Regions from separate parts of the Homo sapiens genome. Here region 2 is linked to region 1. Evidence: chromatin contacts called from ENCODE POLR2A ChIA-PET data. All regions are on one chromosome and are shown on one strand. The core of a region is the stretch at or near the end of the contact, and the rest is flanking DNA. Distances in the headings are between cores, read along the strand shown.

Evidence for each region. ChIA-PET counts read pairs that join two places held with the same protein, here RNA polymerase II (POLR2A).
Region 2: POLR2A ChIA-PET joins it to region 1 with 20 read pairs in activated naive CD4-positive, alpha-beta T cell. The contact joins two enhancer-like sites. POLR2A ChIA-PET finds 5 or more read pairs at or near these places in 2 of 52 experiments (activated CD4-positive, alpha-beta T cell and activated naive CD4-positive, alpha-beta T cell).

Annotation. Positions count from the first base shown.
Region 1 is chr3:44,994,306-44,996,937 of GRCh38, reverse strand. All of the region lies in intron 3 of EXOSC7 (exosome component 7), which reads right to left. Among named protein-coding and RNA genes, the nearest start is that of EXOSC7, 19 kb to the right of the region's middle. Within about 2 kb of position 1,302, at least 10 of the 41 ENCODE cell types and tissues checked have a DNase peak (open chromatin) inside an H3K27ac peak, as active enhancers do.
Region 2 is chr3:45,949,482-45,952,113 of GRCh38, reverse strand. The region is part of intron 14 of FYCO1 (FYVE and coiled-coil domain autophagy adaptor 1); the gene reads left to right. Among named protein-coding and RNA genes, the nearest start is that of CXCR6, 7.3 kb to the right of the region's middle. Within about 2 kb of position 1,298, at least 5 of the 41 ENCODE cell types and tissues checked have a DNase peak (open chromatin) inside an H3K27ac peak, as active enhancers do.

The sequences.
Region 1 (2,632 bases), core at 53-2,552:
CACTTTTCCTGACTCCAGACACATGTAATGAACCAGACCAGCACTGTGACCTGGATTTGTCAGTGTGTGTGATGGGATTTCCCAATAGCATCTAACAGAAGCCATCTTTAGTCAAAGAGAAACAGGAGAGTGATGGTAATGTGAACCTCGGCCGATAATAATTAACTCTCTTATCTTCAGAGTATAATAAATACTCTTCTCTGGCAGGCCTAGGAAACTGAGAGGCCTAGGGAATGAAGCAGTCTGGGTTACAGAGGGGTTTTGTCATATACACCACCTCTAGTTTCACAGCTTTAGAACACACTACGATACTCTCAATATAAAAACCACAATGTAAGTACAATAACCTTTCTGGAATAACTTAAAAGACATGTATGATAGTATGTCAGAGCTTTGTCAGAAACTTTAGATATCACTGTACTGAAGAGAAGGAAAATGAAAGAAAGCAAGGGAAAGATTGTTGGCTTGTAAGTAGTAGGTTACCTCCTTCATTTGATATTTTTCAAGAGAAAAACTTTTTTTTTCCCTTTTTGGCTTCTTGATATTTATGCCCAATAACCTCAACAAAACTAACAGGATTCAACATTAGCCACCCTAAAAACACTGAAGTGTTTAACAGGACATTTCTGAGAGTTTTTGGCTTAATACAAACAAACCCTTAATATGTATATGAGGTAAGTAACATTCTAGTAATTATTTTACTGTAACAGTAAAGGACTAGAAAGGTAAGAAGCCAGTGGTTTCAGCATGGACTCTATAAAATCACATATTAAAGCCTTCTGACCCCTTGCCCATCTGGAAGGCACCCAGCCCTGCACCAGCTACCAGAGACCTAGAGACTAAGTGAGGTGGATGCAGACCCAAAGCCAGCAGTTCCAGTGAGGTAGGGGAGTTTCACCATAGGGAGCAAACAGTGAGGTAGAAGCGGGAGTAGGGGCACAGGAGTGTCAATTAGCATTCAGGTTTAAAGGCGACCTCAAACCTGGGATGAGCAGAGCTGGTCAGGCCAGAGAGGCAGGAAGATTCCAGGCAAAGCAAAACCTGTGTGAACGCCCATGGCAGTGCCCACCCTATTTGTGTAACACTAAAAGAAATCTCACTTAGTAATATAGGTGGAAGAATGAATCCCAAATTAATCAGACTATGTTGTTACATAAAATTTTGCCTCTCTAATTATGTACTCCTCCTTTACCACTGTGAGCCAGCAGAATCCCCTTTAAAGTCCCCAAGAGAGACTTCATTACTGCCATAGCAACCTCGCTGTTCCCTGCCTTTGCTGGACTCAGGCACTGAGCCAAGAAAAGCAGCTCATTTATGGTGAAATAATCAAGTCAACAGGGACCAGGTTTTTACTTTGCACAGCCAGCAAAACACAACCTGTTTCTAATTTAAACACTAAGCAATCAATATTAAGTCCCAGGTCTTAAGTGCTTAAAAATACATCTACAGAGATTTCTGTGTACACAAATCCAGCCAGAGATGCTTACACTCAAAATGTTTACCTTTCCCTGAATGTAGTGGGCACATCCTCCTGGGTGTGACTAATTTCTTTGGGATTAATGCACTAACTCTTCTACAGCCTTGGGAGATGATTTATAGAGCTTCCCAGGTCCAACTGTCTAAATTAATCTACCTATAAAACCATGCATGCCCCTGGCCAGGCGTGGTGGCTCACGCCTGCAATCCCAGCACTTTCGGAGGCCAAGGCGGGTGGATCACCTGAGGTCGGGGGTTCGAGACCAGCCTGACCAACATGTAGAAACCCCGTCTCTACTAATAATACAAAAATTATCTGGGCGTGGTGGCACATGCCTGTAATCCCAGCTACTTAGGAGGCTGAGGCACAAGAATCACTTGAACCTGAGGCAGAGGTTGCAGTGAGCTGAGATCGCACCACTGCACTCCAGCCTGGTCAACAAGAGTGAAACTCCGTCTCAAAATAACAACAACAACAACAAACCCATGCCCCACTGGTTTTTTTTTGACACTGGGTTAAAGTGGAAATTTTTACCTATTTTTAAATGGCTTAAAACACACACACACACACACACACACACACACACACACACACACACACACACCCATTCTTCCACCATAGCCAGCAGTCAGACAGAGAGGAAGGTTTAGAGACTCATGAGCCCAAGGAACTCTCCTGTAACTGGATGGTGCCATAGCTGTGCAGTGACTCTGGGGAGGAGGCTAGGAAAACGGAAAGCAATTGTTCAGGGTGGGGGATGGGGTACAATGCTTTAAGCAACATAAGAAAGCCACAGACCCCATATTCTGCTGATGTGTGAAGACAAAGGCTGGAATAGAGAAATGAGGATTCCACTTCACTACTGGGCACTCACAGCCCAAGGACTCTTTCTGACAAATTTAGACAGAAATGTAGACCTGGAAAAGGCCTTAGAGACCATCTCCAGAGGATAAAAACCCAAATGGCTATAGGGGTCAGCAAGGTTACTACATGTATCTGAACAAAGGGCCACATATAACTAATAGAGAATGATGGAAGCTGTGGCAAACTTTCTAGCCCTGATTTAAGGTCCACCTTAAAAAAAAAAAAAATCCCTACATGAAACAAAAATCTCCCAGGTGGGATCTGACCTGTGGGATGACACTGTGAAACCCC
Region 2 (2,632 bases), core at 49-2,548, 960 kb before region 1:
AATTATCTCATTTTATAGGCAAAGAAGCTGAAGCCTCAGGAGGCTGGATAACTTCTGTTGTTGGAGGTGCCAGAACTAGGCTTTAGACTCCAGTCCACTGGCTTAAGATTCATTTGGAAGAGTTCAGCTCTCTTCTCTCCGTCCCATGTCCGCATTTTGCCCATCTCCCCTGCCTTCATGTTCTCTCTTTCGCACATGTACACAGTTTTGGGGCTAAGGAAGTTGTTTGCCTTGCCCCTCCTCCTGGCAGAGATGGGTCAGGAAGGGGTCCCAAAGTCCAGCCTGCCAGGGAGATGTGGCCTGATGCTGGGACTCCCTAAGCAACCTCCTAGTGGTCCCTGTGCATGGCTCAGACCTAGAATGGTGGTGCAGAGCAGGACCACAGCCCCTGACTTCTGGAGAAAAGATGGTATTCGTCATAGCCCTCCAGACACACCCATGCACAACCCCTTTTCAGTCATTCAGGCCCACCCTCCACCATCTACACTGACCAGGTGTCCAGCTGTTCTCTGGACTGAGGCAGAGAAGGAAATCAAGCTCTTGGCAGCTGGTGAACCAGGCCTGTGGAGTAAGGGCTGGCAGGGGCACTGGGCTGTGGCTCCCTCAGCCTTTGCTCAGCCTCTACCCAGTCATGGCCTCCTTGAGGCCCGGCCTCCCCCTCTAGCTACCAGATGAGCAGACAGTATGGTGGTGAAGAGCTTGAGCTCCAGAACCAAACATACCTGGTCTGCCACCTCCAGGCTCCATGGCTCTAGGTAGTGCAGCCCACAAACTCAGTTTCCTCCTCTATACCGAAGAGACTGGAACAGCACTCACCCCTAGGGGTGTTAGGAAGATTGCATGAGAACTGTGTGTGTGGAGCACTGAGCCCAGCCCAGTGTCTAATGCCTGGGAAGACTTTCATGGAGTTATGTTGCTTTCCTGATGTGTCATCAGGGGCTGAGCTGTGTGTGCTACTGCTACCACCTCAGTACCTTGCACTGCGCAGCCCAGTCGTCTCCTGCAAAGAAGATCCTTCAGATACCCAGATGACCCTAAGTGAGCTTAAACTCTCCCACAGAAACATTCCCTGAACCCTCAGAGCATCTTTACCAGTAATTGCTTCAGAACTGGTGCTTCATGGTCAGAGTGTTTAGGGGAGCTGTGGTAGATTTGTCACCCACCAGGAGATTTGATGTTTGGTATCTCAGAAACAAAATGAGAACAGGATATGGTGAATGGTTAAGGTTACAAAGCCACCTTGCGCGTGGGTTGACCCAAGATCTCTGCCTTCAGCTGAATACAGAGGTGACAGGTACCCTGTGGCTTGTCAGTGGCAGGAAACCTTCTTGGAGCCAACATTTCTGGGCAAAGAAAGGCTGTTTACTGAGATTGTAGTCCTAGCTCTGTTGTGTGAGCTTTGGCAGGCATTAATCTCTCTGAACTAGTTTTCTCATCTGAAAATGGGGATGATAGTGCCAGGCCTTCTACAAAATGGCATTAGTTACCAGGGACCAACAAGGACTAGGCAGCTGGAAGGGGGTGCTGCTTTGAGAGCCCCTTGGAGGAGGAGGCCAGAGTGACTGCCCTGACCACTTCTGGGCCCCATCCTCTTCGCTTTGCCTCCACCCCTCCAGTAGGGGTAGCTCCAGGCTTTTCCCTTCTATGGCACCATCTCCTCAGTCCAGAACACCTACGGAGGACACCTGGGCCCCTAGCACCCAGGTAGCCCCTAGAGTCAGTGTCATCTTGTGTTCCCCACATCTCAGATGATGTGGCCATTAGTGGCCTCTGCCATATCTCTGAAGGGATTGGAGCCCATAAGTACTGCAGCCACCCCCAGGTGTTGGGAACTTGGTAGGGAAAGAGCACATCCTTTACCCTCCAACCCTGAGGCCACACCAAGGCAGTATGGACTCAAGCAGAGCCCACACCCAGCCTCATCCCCTCCCCCAAGGCCTCTGATGCCATGTGCTGGTGTGGACAAGCAGAAGGGAGAGCCAAATGGAAGGGAGAAGGGTGGGCTGAGATTGGGAACTGGCTCTGCCCCACACATGACCTCAGTCTCCTCTGTGGAATGGAGCCTGTACCAACAGCATCTTCTGCTTCCTGGGCTGTGATGTGGATGGAGTGAGATCAAGACGTGAAGGCCCTTTGTAATCTGCATGTGCTGTGCCCGCGTTTATTCCCCTATCCAGGGGAAGGGGTTGGTAAACTGACATCTACTCCAAAGAGTGGCAGGTAAGGGCCCAGACGCATAGGATCAATTAGTGGCTGAGGAGGCAGGGAAGGCAAAGAAAGATTTTGCTGCTGTGCTGTTCCTGGGGCCAGGCAGGCAGGGCTTTCCTAAGCTACAAAAGGCCAGTGCAGGGACCCTGGGAGGGGGCGGGCACCTGGTCAGGGAAAGCCCCATGGTCCCAGCGCTGCTTTTCTGTTGCTGTGGCCAGGCAGGCCCAAGCATGGTGCTTGCAGTGTGCTGGCCGTGCTCATGAGCACCCCAGGAGGGAAGGCCTTCATGAGCCAGTGGTGTAGGTGGTGAACCAGGGCTTGGGTCAGGGGTACTGCATCCCCTGCACAGGGGTACATGGTGGTGGAGCTGTCACTGAACACTGTCAGAGTGAGCCCAGAGCCTGCATTCTCATCACACCTTTCT